2 separate regions of the Homo sapiens genome follow, and region 2 is linked to region 1. The links are chromatin loops, found by intact Hi-C in ENCODE. Cell type or tissue: OCI-LY7. All regions are shown on one strand.

Region 1 (8,000 bases):
TCTCAAAATACACACACACACACACACACACACACATTACTGAGATTTGAACACCTGGACTGAGTCCTGGCTTGTCTCTTTCTAGCTGTGTTAGCTTAGATGAGTCACTGAACCCCTCCAAGCCTCTATTTCATCTAGTAAATCAGGGGGAAAATGCCTGCTTCACCCATCTTTGCAATATGCAGTGAAGGTTAAACAAATTAATATTGTGTGTTAAGAACCTTTATAAACTATGAAACTCATACAGATGCCAGGCATTGATATTGCTATGAATTCCTCATGTCACTGGGACATGAAGTGATTCTGCAAAAGCATGTTTGTCCTGTAATTGAAGCTTATCTCTTCAGGGGCCCATTTTGGAAGGAAATTATAATAAAAACTGGTACACCTTTCCCTGTTAGCTTTAACAGACAATAGTGGATGTAATAGATACCCCTGCATCATCACAATACCCATAGAATTTTAGGATGCTAGGACAGAAAGGGGCTGAATACTGAAGGTGCCCAACCTCCTCGTTTGACGGATGAGAATGCTGGGCCCCTGAGAGGCCTGTGCCTTGCTGAAGCTCCCATGGCTGGTGTGGACGGAGCCTGGGCCAGAGGCTCCTGCCCCGCCTCTCCTGCCTGGCTTCTGCTTTGTCCTTCTCCCTCCTGTGACCACTCCCCTTCCTGGACTTTTCACTTTTTCCACCCACCCCTTCTAATCTCTCTTTATCGGGAAACTCTGACCTGCAGGATTCAGCGTACAGTAAATTCTTTAAGAAAGAAGGCGGCCAGGCGTGGTGGCTCACGCCTGTAATCCCAGCACTTTGGGAGGCCGAGGCTGGTGGATCACGAGGTCAGGAGTGGAGACCATCCTGGCTAATGCAGTGAAACCCTGTCTCTACTAAAAATACAAAAAATTAGTTGGGCGTGGTGGTGGGCGCCTGTAGTCCCAGCTACTGGGGAGGCTGAGGCAGGAGAATGGCGTGAACCTGGGAGGCAGAAGTTGCAGTGAGCCAAGATCGCGCCACTGCACTCCAGCCTGGGCAACAGAGCAAGACTATGTCTCAAAAAAAAAAAAAAGAAAGAAAGAAAGAAAGAAGGCTGGGTGCAGTGGCTCACACCCATAATCCCAGAAATTTGGAAGGCCAAAGCGGGAGGATCGTTTGAGCCCAAGAGTTACAGGCTGCAGTGAGTCATGATTGTGCCACTGCACTCCAGCCTGGGTGACAGAGCAAGACCCTGTCTCTAAAAATTAATAATAAAAATAAATAAAATTTAGTTTTTTTAAAAAAAAAAGAAAGAAGGGGTGAGATTTCAATGCAGCACTCCTGACATGGATTAGGGGATCTGGAGGCCTCTGTAGTCATCCAGTTTGGGGTCTGTGTTCTCAAAGTTTGGCTCACAGGGAAGGAAAACATCAGTGCCCTTTAAAATGCCACCTTGATAAGAAATATTTATGTATTTTTTACATCCCATCCCAGACTCCTAATGCCCAAAATGCCCTTCACCTTAGTACAGCCAAATCTCAAATATCCTTTCACAAACTGTTTACAGACCCTCAGGGAGAAAAACACAACTATTAACCTACCCCACCGCACTGGGGGAGTTTAATAACTAGAGTCCATCCTGAGGCTCCATGCTTTTAATAACTCAGTACTGTATAAAATACACCACAGCATGTGAACCAGGTGATACTATCACTAATCATGAAAGGCTTATCAAAATTTAGCAGTCTTGAATTTTATATTTTTCATACTAACTGACAACCTCTAACATCCAGAAACGCCCTTCCTGAGGATTGTGACCCAGAGGGGAATTCCACTGTAAGATTACTGTCTGTCCTGCACCTCCCTCATCCCATCCATAAGCAAGTCAATTTGTCTTTGCCTCCCAAATGCATCCCCCATCAATCCATTCCTCCCCATGCAACAGCCTGAGTCCAAGTCATCACTGAATCTCACCACCTGGGCTCCAAACACATTCTCCTCACTGATTGCCTCGCTTCCATCCTTGCCTCCTACAGTCTGTTCTCCATGCAACTACCAGAGGGATTTAAAAGCTTCATTCGTTCCTGTTATCCCGTTTGATACTCTCTGGGGACTTTCCACTGTTACCTGAGCATAACCCTAACTCTTTTGAGGGGCCACAGGCCCTGCATGATAAGTCCCTACCTTCCTCTGGAACTTCACCTCCTTCTGCTCTCCTCCATGGGCACTCAGGCCCCACTGGTTGTCTTTCTCTCCGCAGTATGCTAGAATTTTTCCCATCTTAAGACCTTGGTACTTGCAGTTCCTTCTAACTGGGACTCCCTTTCCCCATCTCTCCACATTCTTCTCTGTCATTCAAGTCTGTTTGAATGGTGTCTTCTCCGAACAGCCTTCTTTATCCACCCCAGCTGAACTTGCCTTCCCCTTTCCCCGGTCTTTCCCTAGCCTTGCTTCTATTTCACTTTCTTTACTGCACTTATCTAAAATTTTTACTATCTGAAATTTTGCTTCCTGGCGGGGCGGGGTGGCTCACACCTGTGATCATAACACTTTGGGAGGCTGAGGCGGGCAGCTCACTTGAGGTCAGGAGTTTGAGACCGGCCTGGCCAACATGGTGAAACCCCATCTCTACTAAAAATACACAAATTAGCTGGGCTTGGTGGCGCGTGCCTGTAATCCCAGCTACTCGGGAGGCTGAGGCAGGAGAATCGCTTGAACCCAGAAGGCAGAGGATGTTGTGAGCCAAGATCACATCACTGCACTCCAGCAACAGAGCGAGACTCCATCTCAAAAATAATAATAATAATAATAAAATAAAATGAAATTTTGCTTCCTACATTTTTTGCTCATTTGTTTGCCCGCCATGACAGCATCTGTTCTCCACTATGCCAAGAACTATGCTTGTCACACAAGAGATGACATAAAGTCAACGCCAGTTTATTGACTGTTGGCCTGCCTATCTGAACACAGATACAAAAATGAGGATAGCAACTGTCCTTGCCCACTGCTGCGGGAGACAGACAGGTAAAGAGATGTGTTGCAGTTTACAACAGTGGTTGTTTTTAGGAAGCTATGGTGAGGCATTGTCCTCCCTCCCACTATTACCACACGGGTGCATCATGGAGGCCCCCACTGGAGGCGTGGACAAGAGGAGAGGCTTCAGCTTATGCTCCAGCCTCTGCTCTGCAGGCCCAGCCCCCCCCGACACATTGATCTTAGGTCACTTAGTTCCTCTTTCTGAGCCCCTGCCTGCTCTTTGCAAATGGATTAGGCTACTTACGGGACCCCTAGTAGGCTTACTGTGGGTAACGGTATGAGGCAGGTGCTTGGCACCCAGGAAGCACTCGCAGATGCCACCTGTGATTTTCACAGCGCCAGCTCCCTTTTGGTCACCAGGCCCGAGAGATGCTGCAGGGACCTGCAGAGATGACAAGAGTCCCAGTGACTCCTGTTCTTTCACTCTTGGTCCATGAACTTTCTGTTGTTTTTCTTTTTGAGATGAAGTCTTGCTCTGTCACCCAGGCTGGAGTGCAGTGGCATGATCTCGGCTCACTGTAACCTCTGCCTCCCGAGTTCAAGCGATTCTCCTGCCTCAGCCTCCCAAGTATCTGGGATTACAGGCACGTGCCACCAAGCCTGGTTAATGTTTATATTTTTAGTAGAGATGGGGTTTCACCATGGCCAGGCTGGTCTCCATCTCCTGACCTCAGGTGTTCTGCCTGCCTCAGCCTCCCAAAGTGCTGGGATTACAGGCGTGAGCCACCGTGCCCAGCCATGGTCCATGAACTTTCATCCTTCATTTTCAGCCGTTCCTTTCTCACTTCTTAACATTGTCATCAAAAATCAGTAATTAGAGAGAGTAGGGCTCTACAGGGTAGTGTGTCCGGGATCCCAGGCAGCTGTGTTTCATGCAACCCACCCTGACCACCTTGCGGATGTTCCTGTGACCTAACGGGTTTGGACAAAGACATTTGCCACCAGGGGGCATTTTTCAGGCAGCATAGCTCCGCCTGGTGGTCACAGGTTTGTTACAAGGATCTGTGCCACCAAAAAAGAAAAACTACACTGCATAAAGATGCTCATAATATCTAATCCCATGTAATTTTACACCTAGGAATGTATCCTAAATGAAAAAAGCAAAATGATATATGGGTGAACATGTTTGTTGCATTTGTCTATAATGGCAAATCTTGGAAACAAACTAATTGTGCAATAATGAGAGAATATAAATTGTGTTACACGAACATGAGAATATAAAGTAGCCATAAAATGTTAGGTAGGAAGACATGGGAAATTCCTAACAGGATATTAAGAATTCACACCACTGAAATGCTATGAAGGGATTACACAATTTAAATTTTCATTTTCTTTGTGTAGTGACATTAAGGGTAATTTTTTAAATTAAATTTTGTCCTTGACAGTTATTTTGTCTTTTCAATTACTCCCAATCTCTTGAAGAAACAACTTAATCTTTTATCTAACTGTGGTATTGTCTATCATCAGTATGTAATGATAGTGACTATTATAGTGACCTAAATATGTATAATGTGCATGTAAATATGTAAATAATATATACTATATGTGTGTATATATAATGGTAACATGTATATATATTATATATACACACAAAGTATTGGTTCATCATTTATTTTATAGCTATTATAAAGCATTTGCTATGACCTAAAAGGCCACATAATATTCTTATTTAAGATTTTATTACGAGCTGTAGAGCCAGATAGTTCTCTTTTGTTTCAGTCTAGTTCCGTAACCACCTATTTTGGCTGCCTCTTTGGAAAACCAATGTAAAGTTACAATTATGCAGAAGACACTTGGGACAGTCGTTGAGAGCAAATTGATCTTACTCGCTGAGTGTTCTCCTACTCAATTTATGAACTGTGGTTGAAATTAAGCTTGTCTTATAAATGGTTCCAACAGCAATTTTACTCTGCTGTTGTTTCAAGGATCACACTACATCTTACTGGTTTACACTAAGAAGTTGGTAGATTGATATCTTTATATATTATATATGTCGGAGGATGTTCAGAATGCAGTTTTAATAATATTTTAGGTATTTTTATATCAGATGTGTGTGTATTATTCATTGTCAATAATCATCAGTTATTTAAAACTGTACAACAGATTATAATCCTACTTTTGCTTTTCAAATCTATGCTTATAAATTAGAAATGATATATTCTCTTGGCCAATCATAATCTGATTATTTGAATATTTATTTTCTCAGCTCCCTAGATTGTAGGGGTTTATGATAGTGGTGTCTGCCTTTCACTCTAAAGGATTAAATGTTTTTACGTGAGTAGAAATAAATAATGAAAGTGAAACTCCAGGTGTTGTCTAATGCTATTAAATTAGCTTACATTAATCTCTGTCTGAAAAGTGCCCAAATAGATAGACTTCTGAAGGTTTACTAGAGGCAACAGGATATTTATTTCTTTAGGGACTCCATTATTGGAGCCATTTCCCCTGGTGCCAGCTGCTCTTATTATCCAATATTTTCTACAGGCCTAGGGCTTACAACAGAGAGCCATTGGAAGAATGTAAGCATCACCTCTCATTTTATAATAGCAATTGGGAATTTGGGGATTGGAGCTATATGTGCAAAAAGTGATTACTTTGCCACTTTATAGACAGCAAAACTGAGGTGTACCCAGTTTGTGATTTATTTAAGACAACAGTGCAGTTCAGGGACAGCCCTAGAATGAAACCCAATCATTTCTGAGCCTCTAGTAGAGTGCCTGGTCCATGAATCGTCCTATCACTGACATGGATAAAACTAAGTGAAATTGAACTTTTACCAGAACTTTTGAAAACCCAGACTTCTCTTTAATTATGACAATAATTTTAAAAATCTTTTTACTTCTAAGTCATGCAAACAATAAACAGGGATTTAATGAAATATATATCATGACAGGAATTCAACATACAGTGAATCCCTGTACCTTGGCACCCAACCTCCCAAAGGAGAAAGAGTAGAAATATAGATACACTTTTTATCACAAATGTAATTTTACAATTACACTGTTTTGCTTGTTGCCTTTTCTTGGTTTAACAATATATTACGGAGGTCATTCCATGATACTACAAAAAGATTTGCCTTATTTTTTTTACTGGTTATCTATATCCCATTGGCACAGGATTCAACCTACTCATCATAATTTGAGTAGCCCCCTACTAGTTCCCTAAGGCAAATTATGCTATAGTGGTTGTCCTTGACTCAGATTTTTGTGCACTTGTGAAATTATTGTATTAAAAGATATGTGTCATTTAATTTTTTCATCAATGTGAATAAGTTGTTTTTATTCATTTATATGTGTTCTGTCTGTTTTATTCCACCTACACAAGCCAACTTATTGCCTTGATCTTCTGGAGTTAAAGCTACTGATCTTGGCACGTGATAAATAATTTTTTCCCATGCAAAACAGTACTTTCTAAAAACAAAATAAATGATTAGCATTTTTCTTATTATTTTCATTTGAGTTTTATGTGCTCAATGTATCTCTAGCTAAGAAGTGGTAAGAATGATTCCTAGGTTCCATGTACAGCCATGCACCACATAACAACATTGCAGTCAACAACAGACCTCATGTACAAAGGTGGTCCCACAAGATTATAATGCAGCTGAAAAATTTCTATCACCCGGTGACGTCAGAGCCTCATAGCACAATGCATTACTCACATCTTTGTGGTGATGCTGGTATAAACAAACCTAATGTGCTGCCAATCGTATAAAAGTCTAGCACATATAATTATGTTTAGTACATAATACTTGATAATATAAATGACTTTGTTACTGGTTTATGTATTTACTATGCTATATTTTTATAATTATTTTAGAGGGTGCTCCTTCTATTTATTATAAAACAAAATTTACTGCAAAACATCCTCAGGCAGGTCCTTCAGGAGGTACTGCCGAAGAAGGCATTGTTTTCCTAGGAGATGACAGCTCCATGGATGTTACTGCCCCTGAAGACCTTCCAGTGGGACAAGATGTGGAGTTGGAAGATGGAGATATTGATGGTCCTGAGCCTGTGTAGGCTTACGCTAATATATGCATTTGTGTCTTAGTTTTTAACAAAAAAGCTTAAAAAGTAAAAAAGTAAATAAAAATTTTAAAAATAGAAAAAAGCTTTTAGAATAATGATATAAAGAAAAACCATGTTTGAACAGCTTTACAGTGTATGTGCATTTTAGGCTAAGTGTTATTACAAAAGAGTCAAAAAGTTTGAAAAAATCAAAAAGTTTGTCAAGTAAAACGGTTATGGTAAGCTGAAGTTAACTTATCTTGAGCACAGAAAAATTTTTTTAAATAAATTTAGTGTAGCCTAAGTGTATGGTGTTTCTAAAGTCTATAGTAGTGTACAGTCATGTCGTAGGCCCTCACATTCACTCATCATTCACTGACTTACCCAGAGGAGCCTCCAGTCCTGCAGGCTTCATTCATGGTAAGTACCCCGTGCAGGTGTACCGTTTTTTATCTTTTATACCGTATTTTAACTGTACCTTGTTAATGTGTAGATATGATTAGATTCACAAATACTTAGCATTGTGTTATAACTTCCTACAGTATTCAGTACAGTAACATGCTCTACAGGTTTGTAGCCTAGGAACAGTAGGCTACACCATATGGCCTCGGTGGGTAGTAGGCTATGCCTACACTCCATGATGTTTGCACAATGATGAAATTTCCTAATAAAGCATTTGTCAGAACGTATCCCCATCATTAAGCAATGCATGACTGGATATCCATATATGTATATATGTATGTGTGTTTGTATATACAACAGTGTTGTGGTAGGGTTTTCATTGTTTTATTTTGCCAGCATTTATCTTCACCATTGTTATCTAGAGTTTTAAAATCAGAATATGAACTTTCCTTCTATAAAAACATCTAAATTTATCCTCTGAGATATATTCCATGTTATGTTAGTTTTTTAAAAATGTTCTTCCTCTCTTTTGGTAAAAATTTTATTGAGATATAATTCACATACCATACAACCCACCCATTTAAGTA
Region 2 (8,000 bases), 100 kb before region 1:
CTTATTTGAAAATAAATGCTGTAAACTCCCCTCCAACTAAACACAAGTCAAAGGAAAGACAATATTCAAAAATCATGACTCTCTAACAAGAGGAGATATGGTTTTCTCAGCCCCAGAACCTCTTCCCTGCGAGAGATGAGTTTATTCACTTTCCTAGACCTCAGTTTTTCTATAAAATGGAGTTACTAAGGGTCCAGTTTCAAGGACAAGACTATAATGAAGGGGCTGTCAGGCCCAGGCTCTGTGATTTAATTCAGTGCCTCTGACTCTGTGGGTTGTTCTATTAGTCCGTTTTCATACTGCTGACAAAGACATACTTGAGACTGGGCAATTTACAAAAGAAAGAGGTTTAATGAACTCACAGTTCCACGTGGCTGGGAAGGCCTCACAATCATGGCAGAAGGTGAAAGGCACATCTCACATGGCGGCAGAGAAGAGAAGAGAACTTGTGCAGGGAAACTCCCCTTTATAAAACCATCAGATCTTGTGAGACTTACTATCACAAGAATGGCATGGGAAAGACCCACCCCCATGATTCAGTTACCTCCCACCAGGTCCCTCCCATAACATGTGGGAATTGTGGAAGCTACAATTCAAGATGAGATTTGGGTGGGGACACAGCCAAACCATATCAAGCGTTATCATTTAAATACCAGAAAATCATCGCCCGCTAGCTCAGTTGGTAGAGCATGACACTTAAGCACCAGAAAGTGCTCTGCCCTTCCTCAGGGGGTAGAGTATGCCTATTGATCCCTGCGGCCCACTCTAAGCATACCTGGTATGGGACCATCACGGTTTTGAAAATATAAGTTAGATTATTCTCTTTGGGAAAAATCATTTAAATAACAAACCTTTGTGGAGCATCTGAATCATGAGTCTGTTTCTAGCATATTATTCCTTGGGGACACCACCAAGTGCAAAGAGAGACAGGGAGAGAGATAGCCCTCCAGTAGTTGCCTGTCAAGGCTGAGCCCTCTCCTTGGTTCCTTTGGCGTCTGGTTTCTAGCAGGAGTTAAGAGACCTGGTGGCTCTTGGAGTACCTTCTTATGTGGGCCTAAAACCAGCACCTCATCTCCTGTAGCAGTTTGTGATGTGAGCCTCCCTCCCTGTGTCTGCATCCCTCTGCCTCCTCCTTAATACACACACACTCTGAATCATCTCCAATTCCAAAGATAGGGAATGGTCCATCCTAATCATTCTGTCTATGGTCCATCCGCTTGGTAAATGGATGACTTGAAAACCACATCTCGGCCCCTGAGTTCCAGTTCTGGGAAGAGATGCTCACTGAAATCATGGACAACAGAGTGGACTGTGAAGCCTGTCAAGCAGGCAGGGTACCTGGGGTAGGGGCGCCTTGAGAGAGGAACGTGGCTTGTGAAATGGGCCAAGGATCACATAGGACCTCAGCAGGCAAAGGTGGAGGAATTGGGCCTTCCGGGACAGCAGGAAGAACTTGAGCAGAGAGCGGTGCAGTGTGGGGAGAGGGCAGGACCACTCTGTGGAAGGTGAAGAGTCTAATTTGCCTAAAGCTTTGGTGATGATGATGGTGGGGAATGAGGCTGAAGAGTTCAGGGCCTTGAATCTTAAATAAAAGAGAGGAGGCACTGGTGGAGGCAGGCAGGAGGCCCTGAGTTTTGGACAGCAGCTGCAGCGCTGTGTTTTAGGAAGATTAACGCAGTTTGAGATGGATGGCAGCAAGAAAACCCCAGGTAGGGAAAGCACATCTCTGCCAGTGGAATAAAAATCCAGGCAAGAGGTGAGAAGGGTCAGGGGGACCTGGGGTCCCGATGGAAAGGAGAGGGCAGATACAGAGCCTGAGGCTGTGAACCTGACAACTAAGTGGATTCAAGATGCCCAGACGATAAAGGATGAACCCACCCCACCCCAGCCCCAGCAACACCCACACAGAAATCACAAACTGCTGAGAACCTAGGAATTATGTGCATATACAGCTCAGAAATGTTTAAAGGGGTCATGGGTTCCTTTGAAGAAATCTGCTCCGGAACTGTACATTGTATGCATCAATGAGCCCTCAAGTCCAGGGAAAAATAAAGCAATGCCAAGGGACCTGTAGCTTTTCTTTTTTTTCCTCCTAGAATCTACTTCTTTTTTTTTTTTTTGAGATGGAGTCTCACTCTTTCACCCAGGCTGGACGGCAGTGGCGCTATCTCGGCTCTCTGCAAGCTCCACCTTCCGGGTTCACACCATTCTCCTGCCTCATCCTCCCAAGTAGCTGGGACTACAGGTGCCTGCCACCGCACCCGGCTAATTTTTTGTATTTTTAGTGGAGACAGGGTTTCACCATGTTAGCCAGGATGGTCTCGATCTCCTGACCTCGTGATCTGCCCACCTCGACCTCCCAAAGTGCTGGTATTATGGGCGTGAGCCACTGCACCCAGCCCCAGAATCTGCTTCTAACCCATGTATCACCTGTCCCACCCCCTGGGACAGCAGGTGGGACACAGTACCCTGTGTCCCACCCATCCTCTCCAGGAAGTGCAAGGTGGCTCTGAATTGCTGCTTCTTTTACATTAATTTAGTTAATGCTTACAGTTAGATAGAAAGAATCAGTTCTAATGTTTGATAGCATAGTAGGGTGACTGTATTAACAACAATATATTGTTATATTTCAAAATAGCCAGAAGAGAAGATTTGAAACATTTCCACCACAAAGAAATGATAAATGTTTGAGGTGACGAATATCCTAAATTCCCTGATTGGATCATTAAACATTCAATGCATGTATCAAAATATCAGATACACCCCATACATAGGTATAAATATGTATCCATAAAAAATAATTCAAAAAAATAATGTACTTTATGCTTCCTACCATCCTGCATCCCTCCAGAGCTGGTACAGCCCCCTGTGTTGATTTCTGGGACTCTTTCTCTTTGGTAATGCTGAGATCTCCATGAGGGAATTAAGCAGAGGTGTAGATGTCAGGAGAGAAAAGGGAGGCTCTAGAGAAGCAAGCTCGGGGTGGTTTACATACAGTGATGTGAAAGGGATGAGATTCACAGGAGGGTGTATGCAGAGGAGGGAAGCTGACCTGGGACAGCATCTTGGGAAATGCCTGTGCATCCTTCATGGGGCCAGGTAAGGAGCAGTAGGCCTGGCAAGGAGAGAGAGGAGCTGGTGAGAGGGGTTGCAGGAAAGGGGAGAATCCCACCTCTCAGAAGCCAAACGGAGGGGGCATCTCTGACAGGTGAGAGTGATTTACAATACCAGGAACCAGACAGCAGAAGAAAAGGTTACAGATACCAGGTACCAGGCAGCGGGAAAAAAAAGGTTACAGAATGAGGAAGTACCCTAGACTTTGGCAGTTTGGCAAGAGTATCTGTAAAGAGGTAAGGACAACCAGCTTTTCCTGGTTCCTCTATTATCAAACGGTTTATTTAGCAAAGTTCTGCCTCGTTTCAGCCCGTAGAGAAGCCCGTTCTTCTACCCTGTGAGGAGTGGCAATGGCACCATCTACAGGACATTGTCTAGAAATGAAAATCTGTGCCCGGAGAAAAGAACTCATGTCAAGTATTACCTTAAATTCCAGAGAGTTTTACAGAAAGCAAATGCCGCTCTCCTCCCTTTGGCTCCCTAAAGTGTCAACTACAGTCCTGCCTATTCCACAAACCTGATTGAAACGAGGTTTGAAATTAAGAACACACAGCTCAGCTCCTTTCATTTTTCATTTTATTCCTGACCATCAAATCACTAAAACAGCAAGAATAAGATTTATGTGGTACACTGCAAGCAGTTTGCCTATGAGGTAATTCATAAAAGCAATTATATATGGCACAAACCTAACAGTAAAAGTGTATACCTGTGATCCAGTCCCTGGAGAGAGTAAAAACACATCACTTCTGCCCTCCCAGGAGAAGAAAGAAAAACATTTAAAATCCAAAATAGTGAAACTCTATTACACGACAGTATTCTCTTGAGAACAAAGATTTATCATAAGTATTATGCTGACAAAATAGATAGGAGGTGATATTATTTCTCAAATTCTTCTTCAATAATATTTCCCCAATTTTTGTTTCAGGTTAAAACTCAGGGTCAGAATTCTGTATTTATTTTAAAAGCATGAAGGAGGAAGAAAAAGAAAGGAAAAAAGAAACAAACAAGTGCAATAAATAGAAAATAATTACAAAGATGGTCAATAGTAATTCAAAGATATCCATAATCACTTTTAATGTGAATGGTCTAAACAGCCCCAGTTAAAAGATAGAGATCTGGCTAGGCATAGTGGCTCATGCCTATAATCCCAGCACTTTGGGAGGCTGAGGTGGGTGGATCGCTTGAGCCCAGGAGTTTGAGACCAGCCTGGGCAACATGGCAAAACCTCATCTCTAAAAGAGAGAGAGAAAATGGTTTTTTAAAAAACGTGCTATGGTTTGCATGTGTCCCCCAAAAGTTGATGTATTGGAAACTTAATTGCCATTGTAACAGTATTAGGAGGTAGGGCCTTTAAGATGTGATTCGGCTGGGTGTGGTGGTGTGCATCTGTAGTCACAGCTACTCAGGAGGCTGAGGCAGGAGGATCACTTGAGCCCAGGATGCAAGGCTATAGTGCTCTATGATTGCACCCGTGAATAGCCTCTGCACTCCAGCCTGGGCAACATAGCTGGAGACCCTGTCTCTTGAAAGAAAGAAAGAAGTGATTAGGCTACACCCTCATTAAGGGATTAATGGCATTATCCTGGAGTGGACTCTTGATATATTTGGCTCCTATCTTGTCCCTCCGTGTCATGCATTCACTTTTGCCTTCCATCCTCCCTTCTGCCATGGAATAAGCTACACCAGATGCCAGTGCTATGCTCTTGGACTTCCCAGCCTCCAGACTGTGAACAAAATAAACTTCCTTCCTTTATGGGTTACCCAGTCTGTGGTATTCTGTTATAGAATCAGAAAATGGACTAAGATAACACCCAATTATATATTGTCCACCAAAATAAAAACCAATTTGAATATATAGCTCAAATTAGAAGTAAAGGGATGGAGAAACATACACCATGCTAACACTAATCAAAGGAAAATTGGAATAGCTCCATTAATTTCAGACAAGGCAGACTGTAGAACAAGATTACCGCAGATAAAGAGGGACACATAATGATAAAGGAGTCTGTTCTTCAAGAAAACATAAGAAACATGAAGGTAACTATTGATATTTTAGGCTGATTCTATTGGGTTCCAGTGACTTGTGTGCTCAGGTGATGTTCAATTATTGCAGTTCTGAGAGTCCTGTTTCTTCAACCTCAAAAATCTGCTGAAAAGCTTCCAGGATTTAGAGGAAAAATAATTGTAAACACCTGATGTATTCTGAGCACTGATATGCTTTTTATTTTTTAATGCATATTATTTCATTTAATATCTTCACATTAACCACCCCCCCCCCCTTTTTTGAGATGGAGTCTCGCTCTCTTGCCCAGGCTGGAGTGCAGTGGTGTGATCCTAGCTTACTGCAACCTCTGCTTCCTGGGTTCAAGTGATTCTTCTGCCTGAGCCTCCTGAGTAGCTGGGATTACAGGCGCCCGCCACCATGCCCAACTAATTTTTGTATTTTTAGTAGAGATGGGGTTTCACCATGTTGGCCAGGCTGGTCTCAAACTCCTGACCTCAGGCGATCTGCTTGCCTCGGCCTTCCAAAGTGCTGGGATTACAGGCGTGAGCCACTGTGCCCGGCCTCTTCACATTAACCTTTTGATGAAGGTATTTTGATACCCATGTTATAGATAACTCAGGTTGCCTTGATCAAATAATATTTTATTATTTTATTCATAAAATGTTTCTGAAAAACCTGGTAGTTCTCCAAATAATAGAATGGATATGACATAGGACTTCCCTTTAAGAAAATTCCAATCAAATATCCCACCTAATTGTTTCAAAACACCTCCTTTGATCTTCTCAGCACTGCCAAAAGATAGGCAGGAGAACTCTTAGTATTCCTGTTTTCCAGGTAAAGAAACAGAGGAAGAGAAGTTGTTCCTTGCCATAGGTCTCATGATCAATAAGCTGTAGAATCAAGACTTTGTGCAGATAATTTCTGGAGGCCTAATGTTCAGCATGGTGATTACAGTTAATAATTCTGTACTGTATACATGAAATTTGCTAAGAGAGTAGATCTTAAGTGTCCTCAACCCCCGCCCCCCCCCCCACACACACACACAAGCACAAAAGGTAACTGTGAGGTGATGGATGTGTTAATTAGCTTGATTGTGGTAATCATTTCACAGTGTAGATGTGTATCAAAATAGCACTTTGTACACCTTAAATTTATAGAAATTTTATTCATCAATTGTACCTCAATAAAGCTGGCTGGGGAAAGACTTCACGAGGGTCCCCTGCCTCCAAATCTAGTGTGCACCTGCCACTTTTCTTGCTTTGGTATTCTATTGACAAAGACGTGAAATTGATTTATCACGTCTAGCAGCACCAACAGACCAAAATATCAATGCAAAATAGCATCTTGACCTCATGCTGAGATGTCTGACTTGTGACAATGAAGAACAGCATTCAGTATCTGCAATGATAAGCCAAGCTCCATTGAACAATTTGACACCATGAGTGAAAGGGCATGGACTAGTACCTTGTTGATTTCTTGCTGCCCTAAATTACCAGATCCTAGGTAACAATTATTATATGTTAAGATTAACTATAAGGTTGACCAGAAGATCAACACTCTACCTACACCTGGTGACAAACACCCATCCACAGAAGAACATCCACCATGCCCAGATAAAGCCATGAAAGATATTCAGGTGTTACAGCAGGTGGTTATTAAGTGACAGCCACAAGCTGCTATGTTTCCCTCAAAAGTGAAGGCCAAAGCTAATTTTCATACCTAAGATAACCCAAATATTTTTCTTCTTTATATGATCTGGATTTTTTTTCTTCTTCAGATCCATATGTATGTTATCATCAATAGAAGCTCCTCAGAATGACCATTACTTATATGAAGACCCAACACACAAACTAAGCAAGGGATCCGAAAGATCTCAGTTGAGTTCCAGTTCAGGGTAAGAGGGAGGAAGCACACTCCACCCTTCTTCTCCCACTAAATTCAGCTACAAACAACTGGACCAAATGCATCAAGCAGCTATTTGAGAACTTAAAAGGATATGCAGTGGGCAGATTAGAAAGAAGAGTTGAATTGAAAGTATCATAAAATTAGTGGTGAACATACAAGTTTTTCTTTCCAGTATTCTCTGACTTGAAGTCAGTTCAGCTTGAAACCTGGAAGTGGTCACCTGGACCTGGACAGAAAGAGCTCCAGGAGAAACTTTTTAGGTCTGACTCGAGAAGTGGGAAAGGGAACTCCTAGAACTCAGAGACAGCTAATGAAGTCTCATTTTTCTTCTTCATTTCCCCATACCCTAATCTGTGTAGCCTTGCAGTGGTGGTAGCACCAACCTGCCAGAGGGAAACTGTAAGGGAAGGAAACTTTCCCATTTGCTTGCAGGAGCTGTGGTCCCTGTTTTTATTATCTCCATGTACACATACCATCTGTCCACAAACAGGAGTGCAGTTGTGAAAAGTGCATAGAGCAGGGTAACTAAAGGCCCAGCTTTTTGGCTCGAGGACTAACAAGGGGGGCACCCAGGGAACTGGAAAGGATAGCAGATATTGAGGCAAAGGAGGAACGTGGGAAAATGACCCCTTAAATTGTTTTTGAACCCCTGGGCTCACCCCTGAGCTGTATGTGAATCTCATCCTAACAGCATACACGGACTTTGAGAATTGAACTACAGAGCAAACCATCACCAGAGTGCTAGACTGGCCATTGTGGGAGGCACATGAGGTATGGATCCTAATAGTACTTCAAAAGCTTTGAAAACGGAGCTAACTTTGGAAGCACAACTTACAGAAGGCTGGATGGAACTGATAACCTGAACTCTACCTCACTGACTGCCTGCTGCTGATTATTCATTAGATTTAAGCAAGGCCCAGAGGAGTCTTATGATGTAATATTCAAAATGCTTAGAACACAATTTAAAACTATTTAG

The links. Peaks named below come from ENCODE experiments on the same cell type or tissue, not always from the same donor. Only the 100,000 strongest peaks of a DNase experiment are listed, where the experiment ranks them.
Region 2: a loop joins it to region 1, with 7 times the contacts of the local background. A loop is called at or near these places in 7 of 110 quality-filtered maps.

What each region holds. Positions count from the first base shown.
Region 1 is chr13:29,468,577-29,476,576 of GRCh38, forward strand. All of the region lies in intron 9 of MTUS2 (microtubule associated scaffold protein 2), which reads left to right. MTUS2-AS1 (MTUS2 antisense RNA 1) reads right to left here. Exons shown (of 3, transcript NR_046378.1): 3 at 7,939-8,000. Among named protein-coding and RNA genes, the nearest start is that of MTUS2-AS1, 15 kb to the right of the region's middle. In OCI-LY7, CTCF peaks have their summits at 3,983 and 4,191; DNase peaks (open chromatin) are centred at 3,225 and 3,965.
Region 2 is chr13:29,365,837-29,373,836 of GRCh38, forward strand. All of the region lies in intron 8 of MTUS2 (microtubule associated scaffold protein 2), which reads left to right. Among named protein-coding and RNA genes, the nearest start is that of MTUS2-AS1, 120 kb to the right of the region's middle. In OCI-LY7, CTCF peaks have their summits at 3,483 (motif pointing left) and 3,685; a DNase peak (open chromatin) is centred at 3,405; H3K27ac peaks cover 267 bases.